Linked DNA regions of Homo sapiens: region 2 is linked to region 1. Evidence: chromatin loops called from intact Hi-C (ENCODE). Cell type or tissue: PC-3. All regions are shown on one strand. Links, peaks and the distances in the headings refer to the core of each region. The heading gives the core; the rest is flanking DNA. Region 1 overlaps VILL (villin like). Region 2 overlaps DLEC1 (DLEC1 cilia and flagella associated protein).

The links. Hi-C counts contacts between places; a loop is a spot of excess contacts. Peaks named below come from ENCODE experiments on the same cell type or tissue, not always from the same donor. Only the 100,000 strongest peaks of a DNase experiment are listed, where the experiment ranks them.
Region 2: a loop joins it to region 1, with 14 times the contacts of the local background. A loop is called at or near these places in 11 of 110 quality-filtered maps.

The regions. Positions count from the first base shown.
Region 1 is chr3:38,002,583-38,007,944 of GRCh38, reverse strand. It overlaps VILL (villin like), which reads right to left. Exons shown (of 20, transcript NM_015873.4): 15 at 4,632-4,777; 16 at 3,546-3,690; 17 at 1,971-2,153; 18 at 1,693-1,764; 19 at 1,245-1,496; 20 at 760-1,003. The coding sequence ends at 890. It overlaps PLCD1 (phospholipase C delta 1), which reads left to right. Exons shown (of 15, transcript NM_006225.4): 15 at 87-449. The coding sequence ends at 172. Among named protein-coding and RNA genes, the nearest start is that of VILL, 14 kb to the right of the region's middle. RefSeq lists an enhancer at 1,457-1,957 and a silencer at 4,326-4,375. In PC-3, for the core only: CTCF peaks have their summits at 3,357 (motif pointing left), 4,185 and 4,392 (motif pointing right); DNase peaks (open chromatin) are centred at 3,174 and 3,374; H3K4me3 peaks cover 442 bases; H3K27ac peaks cover 2,417 bases.
Region 2 is chr3:38,115,123-38,120,484 of GRCh38, reverse strand. DLEC1 (DLEC1 cilia and flagella associated protein) reads right to left here. Exons shown (of 37, transcript NM_007335.4): 28 at 3,827-4,032; 29 at 3,596-3,712; 30 at 3,385-3,510; 31 at 3,183-3,277; 32 at 2,874-2,958; 33 at 2,461-2,679; 34 at 1-37. The region is part of intron 1 of LOC105377033 (a long non-coding RNA gene); the gene reads left to right. Among named protein-coding and RNA genes, the nearest start is that of ACAA1, 19 kb to the left of the region's middle. RefSeq lists an enhancer at 2,259-3,217. In PC-3, for the core only: CTCF peaks have their summits at 2,112 and 2,311; a DNase peak (open chromatin) is centred at 2,284.

The DNA.
Region 1 (5,362 bases), core at 299-5,298:
GGCTGTCCCTTGACGCATCCACCCCCCCTCCGCCGCCGAATGACCAGAACTCTCTCTGTGTTCCCTCCTGCCTGTCCACCCACCAGGATACCGCCATGTCCACCTCATGTCTAAGAACGGGGACCAGCATCCATCAGCCACCCTCTTTGTGAAGATCTCCCTCCAGGACTAGGCTGGAGGAAGCCAGTGGGGTCCCCCCTGAGTGGGCTGGGCCCTCTGTCCACATGTGGGGACAGGGCTGGTGTGGCTGCTCCCAGCCTCTTGCTCAGAGCTAGGCCCCCAAATTGCCTTCAGCCCTAACATAGTGTCTGCTGCTGCCTCCCTGGGGACCAGGAGCTAGCCCAGTCCCTGGAGCTGTCCTTCATTCCGTTAGGAATAACACTGCAGCCCTCTCCACCCTCCGGCCAGCGAGTGGTCAAGGATTTTTATAAAAATCACGATAAGATTAAGCCTTGTGGTCTCTTTACCTGGATGCCAGAAAAATCCCCTGTGAAGCGTGTGTGTGTGTGTGTGTGTGTGTGTGTGTGTGTGTGTGTGTGTGTGTCCCCATGTCCTAGAGTGCTGGAGCCCTAGCACCTCACTCTCCACCTTCCTTGCACATAGTTGAGTAGGGCAGGGGTATCTGGAGAGACCAACGAGAAATAAACCCCTCTGTGGGGTGGCACTGAGAGCTCACACCCGCCAGCCCTGGAGGCCCCTTCCCCTGAGAGGTGGACCTGCTGAGTGGCCCGGGCTTGAAAGCACGCATACCACAGCTCGTATGGGCTGCCTGCTTTTACTGACACGCAGAGGATGACCAAAAGCCTCTGAGGGGAGTGGAAGCAGGGCCTCCCCAGCATTGTAGGTATGTTGGGGTCCAGGGGATAGGGGCAGTCGAGAGGGCTTGGGTTCAGAAGAAGCCCAGCTGCTTTTTCTCCTGCCGCTGCCTCCACGTGGCCATGCTGTAGAATTCCTCCTTGGATTTCCCAAAGATATCTTGGAAGTCAGAGTCTGAGAGATAGAACTGGGCAGGGGAGAGAGGGGGAGGTACAGGGTAGGGTGTCATCTGAGCCCAGAATCCTGCCCCACTCAGTAGTGTCAGTCATCCAGGGCTTGGGACTCCCGCATCTGTTTGCCCACCACCCCAGCTAGAAGACACATCTCCCGGGGCAGTTGCCCACTGCCCGCCACCAGTGGATCCTGCCTTGGGCTCCTCCAGCTCAGTGTCAGATGCACTAGTGCTGGGGCAGTGAGGGGGTGCCCACCTCCCTGCGGGCAGGGTCCACGCCCTCTGGCAGGTCCTCAACAGCCTGGTGCATCAGTTGTTCCCGGCGCAGGCCCCCGTTGATCGTGGCGCTGGTGCTGCTGACGGAGCTGCTGGTTCTGCTGCCAGCCGACTTGGGGCTTCGCACCAGATCATTCTCTGAGCTGTCCTGGGAGCCCTTGAGGGCCTGCAGGGCCACGGCACCTGCCCTGCCATTGCCCGGCCATCTGGATAGCCGCAAGTTGTTGACTTCCTGTCCAGAGAGGAGCCTCAGGCTGGGGAAGATGGGGAATCAGTAGCCCACAGGGAGGCTGCACTGAACCCACAGGCCTCTTACCTCCAACTGCAGCCCCTCCCACTTACAAGGGCCTGGCACTTCCCCTGCCCATCAGGACCATGCTGTCGGAGCCCAGGCCACTGTGGGGAAGGCTAGGGGCCCCAGGACTCACTGCTGTTATCTCAGAGATGGTTGATGCTGCTGCCGGGCTGCCATCCACCACTTCCTTGTGGGACGGGTGGCTCTGGAGCAAGAATCGGGGCAAGTATCAGGGCCAGGGCAGGAGAAGGGGGCACCAATGGGACACATGAGGGGCCTGAGGACAAGACCAGGTCTCTCGCACACACTGGCAATCCCCAGCCAGGGCAGTGCCTCCTCATTCCATTGGCCCAGGTCAGGTTCCTCTCCCCACAAATTAGGGTAGGGCTGGGGGTTTCAGGCCTCACTCACAGTCCACTTGTAGGGGTCCCAAGTGAAGAACCATCCAATGAAGGTGGGAGGCTCATGGCCCTGCTTGACCAGCACGATGGGTGTGGCCGGGCTCCTCCCTGCTGGGTGAGTCTTCAGGTACTCCTGGCCCCAGGCCACCGCCTCCTTCCACTCACTTGCAGCTTCCCCAAGCCACAGGAAGATCTGAGCCACAGAGGGGACCTGGCCTTGGGCAGGTGGAGGGGCTGCCCAGAGCTGACCCCTTCCTGTCCACTCCCTGTCCAGTTGTCCCAGACAGAACCCCACATACACATCCCTGGCCAAGCAGACACACCCAGCAAGCGGCTGTACCCACACACCCGTGAACACACGAGAAGGTCACAGGAATGCATGCATACATGCACACACACGTTCAATCCACACATTTTTTTTTTCTTGCATGATTTACCTGGAGATCAATCCACAAATACTTATTGAGCACCTACTGTGTGCCGGGCATTGGTCTAGGCTTTGGGGAGTCAACAATGAAAGAAAATGGACAAAAATCCCTGCCCTTATAGAGCTTTCATGAGAGAGCAAGTCACATGTATGTCTGGAGGAAAAGTGTCCTAACCAGAAGAAACAACCGGTGTAAAAGCCCCGAGGTGGCCGTGTGCCCGGCATGTTCAGGGAACACAAAGAGGCCATTGTGGCTGCAGCAGAAGCAGTGAGGGGGGAGCAGGGGGAAATTGGGTCAAAGAGTTGGGGCTGGCCAGGTCACGTAGGGCTGTGGTAAGAGCTCTGGGTTTGTTCTGAGTAGATGGGAGCACACAGCTTCATCACCAATTCAAACAGTGCTGTAGACACGGCCCCACAGAGATGCAGAGAACACACATTATTGCAGCTTACACAGACACACAGTCATCCATCGCCACACAGCCAGACAGCAAACCATAGCCACACACTGTCATCCACTGTTGTCAGACACAGAGCTGCATGCAAACACAACAGCACTTGTTTACACAGCCACGCACACCCGGCCAGTTATACCACTGTGCGCAGAAACACAGACCCACAAACACACCCATCCATCATTCGCCCACAGCCAGTCATAGTCTTGCTCACAGACACATTTTCACCAGTTGCCACTGGTCTGGCCAGTTCTAGCATCACGTGACCTCACAGTCACTGACAAAGTGTCACACACAGGTGCACGAAGGCAAACACTCACACCAAGCCACACACATGAATGATGCGATTGGGCATTCCAATCACAGTCACTCATGCAGCACCGACACATGCTCGGCCGCAGGCACTGTCGCTGGAGCCACACATAGTATCATAAGGCACACAGGGCCACACACAACTGCAAACATGGTCTCAGTTACCCCTGAGTTCCAACACACTCCTAATCTCCCGGAGTCTCACTGCTGCCACCTGGTGATGCACACTCATCCATGGTCTCATATGCACCGCAATGCAATTGCTCAGTGACAGGGTCAGACTCACCCACAGCCCTGTGTACAGAGGCAGATGGCTAGATACACACACACCCAGTTACACAAACAGAAACACACCCCCGTTCACAGCCCCACCAGGCAGGGATGGCCACCTTACCTCCTGCCAGGTGTCCAGTAACATGATGTCATACTTGTCCAGGTCCTCCTGGCTGAAGAACCCCACTTCTGCGAGGACCAGGCAGCCCATGTGGCTGGAGCACTCAAACAGTCGTGGCTGGAAGCTGGGGACCTCCTCAGGGAGCCTGGCCAGCACGGACAGCAAGGCTGTGAGCCACCCAGAGGGGCACCCCAGCCCATGGCACAAGTGCCCCACCCCAGGGCCTGGGAAGCCACTTCTCAGGAGTGGGAGCCCTGGGCCCTCCTCTGAGCCCCGTGGTTTCTCCCCGAGCACTCCGCTCTGCTCTGGGTACAGGGTCCCTCTCTGCTCATGGAGAAAGCTCTCGCCCCACCCAGCTGTGACGCAAGGTGCCCCATGAATTTCCCTAGGAGAGGGCTGCAGGGGTAGGGGAGGGCCTGAGCTGGAGTCTCGCCCTCCCTGGGATGGGAGGAGCTCCTCAGCCCACCCCTGGCAGAGAGTAGGTCTCCGGCCCAAAGTGGAAGGAGGCAAGCCAGGCTGGGAGAAGGAGACGGGAGTACTGAGCTCAGGAGAATTGTGGGGAGTGCAGCACATAAACCAAGCCCCACAGGCAGACCAAGAGCGACCAGGACTCAGCTCCCTCCTCCCCTTGAGGCCTCACTCCTACCTCCTACACACACCCTGTCCACTTACACACCACACACAACACCCTGAATACACCTGTTCTTGCACATCCACACACACTGTATACCCACACATCATATGACACTGTATACACACACACTGGGCACCGTGATCCCTGAGGACTGTAGGGTGGGGAAGGGTGCTTTGTCCCCTGGCCCAGGACCAGGACAATGCAGGGAGGGGATGCTGCCAGCAGAGGTCGCCACTGCCCCCACTCTCCCCAGCATCTGAGAGACGCAAGTTACCCAGGCCTGGGAGCGAAGCGTGGGCTGTACTTGTGGGAGCCTCTGTGAGTGGGAAACTGAGAGTCCTTGGTTCTAGTCTCGTCTTGCCAGCTCTCTGTGTGAATCCCAGTCACCCACCCTCCTCTCTGGGCCTCAATTCCTCCTCTGGGTAAGAACACTCTCCTCCCAACCCTGTTACCTCTTGTTGCTGGGGTAGGGGGCCCGGCCTCCCAGGGCCTCCCAGAAGTGGGGAGGCTCCTGACCCTCCAGCACCGTTTCCTCATTCTTCCTGGAAATGACAGTGACCACCACCCGTGCCATCTCACGCTGATCACCATTACAGCCCTAGCAGGCAAAGAGATGGCTCAGGCCCTGCATGAGGAGGGGCCTTCACCTCCGGCCCCACGTCCCGTTCACAGGGTGTATGGGGTGGGGCTGGGCCCAAGTCACAGGAGGCCTAAGCTGACAGCAGGACACCAGTGAACAAGGCATCTTCCTCACCCTACAGGCCTGTGTCCCCAGTTGATCTGGATCGCAGGGTCTGGGACCCTCGCAGGGTCCAGAGCATGGGATAGGAGGCCCCCAGGCTTAGAGGGTCAGTCATAGTTTATGCTGAATATTAGAGAAAACTCCAGCAAACTGGCATAGGCCTCCCCTTTTCCCAAGAGACCTGGGAAGGGACATGCCCTGTGCTCCAGGCAGTAAGGAGGGGAGGCGGCCTGGGCCTGGCTCTGACCTGCGGACTCTCAGGTCCACCTGTCACTTTGTAACTTTCCCCAAGTTCTAGAGGGGACCCTGTGGCTTCTTCCCCTCCCCATTCCCCCCATCGGCCTATCTGAGGCTGGACTCAAAGTCTGCATGCCCTGTGGAGAGGACCCACCCCCAGCCTGGCACCACTACATCTGGGCATGAATCAAGTGGTCAGTGCTG
Region 2 (5,362 bases), core at 104-5,103, 110 kb before region 1:
AGAGCAGCTCCAGGGAGAGTGAGAAGGACACGTTCACCTGAGCAGATGTGGACATGGTGTCAACTCCGGCTGCAGAGGGCAGGTGGCCACTTCCCCACCTGGAGCTCCATCCTCCTTTCCTCCCAGGCCCAGCCTTGCCCAGCCAACAGCCCAGCAGCTCCCCAACCTGGTGCTTTCATTCCACAAGCGCTGCCCAGCACCTACTCTGCCCAGCACCCTGCTAGTGTCAGGGACAAGTCATGTCTGCCCTCAGAGGTCAGAGGCTAGAAGGGAAGGGACATGAGCAAGTTGCCCTTTACAGCTTCAAATGCCCAGGGCTGTGGTTGGGCTCAGAGGCAGAGGAAGGACTTGGTCTGTGTGCTGAGGATAGTGAGGAGCCTCTGACAGGTCACTGACCTGGTGGGGAGGTGGGCTGCAGACCACACATGAGTGTGATGATGCCAGACCAGGGGCTGAGGCTGTAACTGAGGCTGGACAGGATGAAGCTTGGACTCCTGGCTCCCAGCACAGGTCCTTGGTACAAGCTTCTCAGAATCAACGGTGAGGCACTTGTTAAAAATATAAATTCTTGCGCCTCACCCAGACCTTCACATGTCTGGAGGTGGGGTCTGGGAGCTGCTGCCTTAACAAGCTTTGTCAAGGGTACTAATTTGCTGGGAGCAGTGGCTTACATCTGTAATCCCAGCACTTTGGGAGGCTGAGTTGGGAGGATCGCTTGAGCCCAGGAGTTCAAGACCAGCCTGGGCAATATAATGAGACCTTATCTCTGCAAATAATAGCTGGGCATGGTGGCATGCACCTGTGGTCCCAGCTACTTGGGAGGCCGAGGTGGGAGAATTGCTTGAACCCCCCAGGCAGTCGAGGCTTCAGTGAACCATGATCACGCCACTGCACTCCGGCCTAGGTGACACAGCAAGACCCAATCTAAAAAAAAAAAGGCCACTGATCTATTGCCAGGCTTAGAAACTGCTGTCCTAAACCAAGATATGGGTGTAGGGATGAAGAAAAGAGAATAGTGTTGGGAGAACTTTAGGAGGGGGCATCCGCAGGGCTTGGTGGCTTGGTCAGAGATGGGTCTAGGACAAGGGGTGCCAGAGCTCTGGGCATGAGCAAGGGGGCTGGGGTTGGTATTTGCTGAGACAAAATGCCACCACAAAAAGGAGGCACAGATGTGGGGCAGGACAAGGTGGGGAGGGGATGGGGAGTTCACTTTGGACAGATTGAGTTTGGCTCTAGAGCCTGGGAGATAATTCTGGCCAGGAGCCAGAAGCCTGAGCATTGTTAGCGCATGGAGGGTGAGATGCAGCACCATTAATTATGTGATGTCCTTTTTCTGGAACTTTTGGGCTTCCCCAGAGCTGCCAAGGACTTTTAAATGCCTGGTGGCTAACCGCCGTGTCTCCTTGGAAGCTCTGGTGGAATGGAACCTCTGGCTGTGCTCTGGGCCTTCCCATCCATTTAGCTCGTTGAAGGGAGCAAACGCAAAGTGGGTCAAGGGTGCCATTCTGTCTTCTGCAGATCCGTGTGTGTCCCTGACCTCCATGATGAGGTCCTCGGGGAGTACCATCACCTAGCACAGCATCTAGTACACAGCAGGCCCTCGCTACACAGTGGAGTATACATTGGATAGAAATAATATGGCTGTTCACTGAGGCTCTGGAAATGGATGAGACAACCCAGAAATGTGCAGAGTGAGGCTAGGACCTGGCAGAGCTCAAGGGAGCACAGCATAAAGGGAAGCCCTCCGAGAAGAAGAAAGAGGGCCTCTGAAGCAGGAGGGGAAGTAGGAGACAGGGCGGCGCTGTCTACCCTCAGCCTGCCTCTGCACACCCTGGAAGCCCACTGTGCAGATATGGGTGTGCGCACACTCAGCCTCATTCCAGTTGCCTCAGAGACCAGAGGAAGTTGATGGTTTCCAGTGAGGTCCTGACATTCCCAAGACCTTCCCCTACCTAACCAACTCTGAAAATCCAGGATCCAATTGTCACTGAGAATAAGTCAGAAGAGGAAATTTTACGTTAGAACCTGGAGTGTCTTACAATTATGGCAACCCCATGGGCTCACCTGAGCTGGGACACAAACCCTGAGCTTGCACAGGAGGACGGAGTCTGTGTGTGTGGGAAGGGGAGGTGCTCACAGGAATGCATCAGCCTCCACCAGCATCTCAGCAGTGGGGACTAAGAGGGAAAGGGAAGTCTGGGGACATTTATGGAGCACGTGCATGCATGTATGTGAACACAACGTCTGGTGTGGCCATGCCCATGTGAGCCACTTGTGCAGAGGTGCTGAATGTGGTGTCTCTGGTGGGAGTGCACCCCCGAGTGTTCATGCAGGGTATGGCAGGGTCAGGCATGCAGTTTGCGTCTGGGTACAAGCACCTGAGGGTGGCGTGCAGGGGTGCTGTCTGTACACATGTGAGGGTGTGCCATCGAGGCAAGGGCTGCAGACTCCCCCACTGACCAGCATGTTCTCCTGTGCTTGGAGCACCAGCTGCTTGTCCGCTGAGGCTGTCTCCTCCTCACACTCCTGCTTCTGGCCAGGGCCAGGAGCTCTGTGGTCCTGGCTCGCCCCATCTTGAGAAACGGAGAAGGGCCTGGAGACCATAAGCCGGAAGTAGTGTGGGATCTCTGTAGTGTTGGTCAGCTTCAGGTGGTGGGTGGTCACCAGCTCACTCAGCACCTGGGCAGCCACAGAGGTAGGAGGCAGGGAATGCATCTTGTCTCTCTCTTCAACCCCATGGCTCTAGGGTAGGGCTGGGAGGGCTGGGGGAGGGGATTTGGGCTCAGACTATAAGGCCTGAGTCCCACAAGGGCACACAGAGACATCTGAGGTCCAGGTAAGCTGGCAGGGCCAGAGGGTGGCAGCACACTCACCCCAGAGCAGGGCTGCTCGGGAATGAGGTCACTGGCCTGGCACTGGAATTCCATACTGCCGCCGTAGTCCAGCTCCACACTTAGCCTGCCCAGCAATAGGCATTGTTGGGGCAAGCCGGGCGCCTGGGGCCTTCTGGCTGCCCCCACTCTGCTCATCCAGCCTCGGGCCAGCCTTTCCCTGGGCTCCTCTGCTGACTTCTCCACCCATGCCCGTCCTTTTGCTCTGAGAACCCTGCCTGGCTCCACCAGTGCCTGGTGAGGGTGCACCCCATGGGGATGAAAGGAGATGGGGCACCCCAGCTGACTCACTGTGCAGGCCTCACGTAGCTATGCAGGTCCAGTTTCAGGGGTCCCACCGCAAAGTCCTGCAGGCGATGCCTCTTCCCTGGAATCTCCCTTTCCACCTACTGAGCCCAAGTCTGATCACAGCTGATCCCTGGGCTGAGTAGGCAGCATGCTACCCAGGAGGGAGCAGTGGCTGCGGCCCCCACCCCAGGCCGGAAGAGCTCACCTTGCTGTCCAAGCTCATGAAACCCAGGGCGTAGCCAGTACACTCCACCTTGTGCAGGATCTCAGGGCTGAGCACCATAGGGGTGAAGGAGATGTAGATGGTACTGCTGCCCCCAGCAGGGACCACCTGGCATAGACACAGCAGCCTTAGCACTGTCCCATGCCCACTGGCCGGCCAATGCAGACAGCTCCCAGCCCATACCCCAACTCACCACCTGCTTGGGGCTGATACAGTACAGGTGGCCGGAGGGCACCCCCTCATGTGCCTGCAGGATGACTGAGATGAGCTTCTGTGCCACCCTATTGCTGGCACTGGAGCTGCCCTCAACCTGTCACCAAGGAATCACTGAGGTTCACGCAGTCACTGAGGTTCAACTAGCCTACTGGCCACACCTCAGTGGCCCTCAGTGGCCAGCCTGCCCCGCCCCTCCACCCCTGCTCACTGATGAGTCAGTTTCATGGCTGAATTCCGATGAACTGGAGGGGCCTGGGGACCAGAGGAGGCAGCCACCCTCAGGGGTATCAGGGCACACAAGCTCATTCCCGGCTTGGTCCCGCAGCGGGAAAGGTGGCCCATAAAACACCAGCAGCTCCACCAGCCGGTCTTCCTTGTCTTCTGGAACATAGGTCTCCCAATCCAGGCGGATGTCTGGGGCAGATGTGTGGAGCAGGGTGAGGAATAAGGGAGGAGCAGACAACCCCCCGGGGCCCCCTCCTCCTCATACCCCCAGACAGAGATGACCTATTCTCCCATACCCAGGTGGAGGGGGTGCCTCTCTGCCTCTCTAATGCCACTTCCAGGCAATTCTCATTTAAAATTTTAAAAAGGCTTTACAGGCTTATGCCGTTTGGCTCTATCACCTGAAGTCCTCATGGTCACAAGACCAGGTCTCCATGTCCAGATGCCTGAATGCAGGTGCTCTGCTCTCTCCCACAGCTGCTTCTCCTTCCGGCCTGTTTGTGGGCAGGCTGGGCTCTCTAACCCCCACATGCCCTTCCTTCTCCCCATCTATCCATCAGCCTATGTCAGCTTTCACGTCCTTCCCCAGGCAGACTAGTCTTTGGGGGCCGCCATGTCCACCTCTGTCTTGCCAGCATCCTCGTATCTCCCTTTGCACCCACCTGGCAACACCTAACCCTGAAAGAACTGAACTGTGCCGTCCCTCTGAGTACCACTGGGGGAAGTCCCCCAGCTGAACAGATTGCCACCCCCATCAATCTGTCCCCAACCTAAGCTGGGGCTCCCCATTGCTCTCTCTCCAGCCTGCACCATGACAATGTCAAGCTGTCCCTGCCCTCCTCTGACACCTCCATCTGCCTTCCCACACCCAGCCGGTAGCCCCACCTCATCTCCCAGAAGCCCCCAAGCTGAGAAGTCCCCAAAGTCCTGTCCCAAACCTAGACATCTGCCTGCATCGAACCCATCTTCCCCTCCCCTCCTGCCTTCAGTCCTGCTCGCAGCTCTCCTCAGGGGCAGGCATGGCCAGGGCCCCCTCTTCAGTGTCACCAGCTTCCTCTCCTAACCCTTTCTCAGGCCCAGAGCACTCTTTGCCCCCACATGCTCCCCTGGCCCACATCGGCTTACCCTTCCTCTTAGACTCAGCCTACACTCTGCCTCCCCTCCACAGGGGAGCCTGGCCCTTCAACACGTTCCCCCAGCACTCCGGCCTTCCCTTCAGTTGTATGCCACACACTCCACACACTGCAGTCCACAGTCACATCTGTCCCACCCATCAGGAGGGAAGCCCCTCGGCAGAAACCCTGCTGTCCTGTCCCCGCTGTATCCCCAGCAGCTCTCAGGCAGGTCAGGTCCTGCCGGCTGGAGGAATGAGAAAGGGATCCCCTCTTATTGTCTGTTCCTCCAAACAGCAACCCTGATGAGAGCAGGGCATCTGTGGGCCCATCCACACTTCCGTAACCACAGGCCCCCTGGACACCTGGGTCCTGTTCATGGGCCATCGGCTTCCCTCCCACCTTCC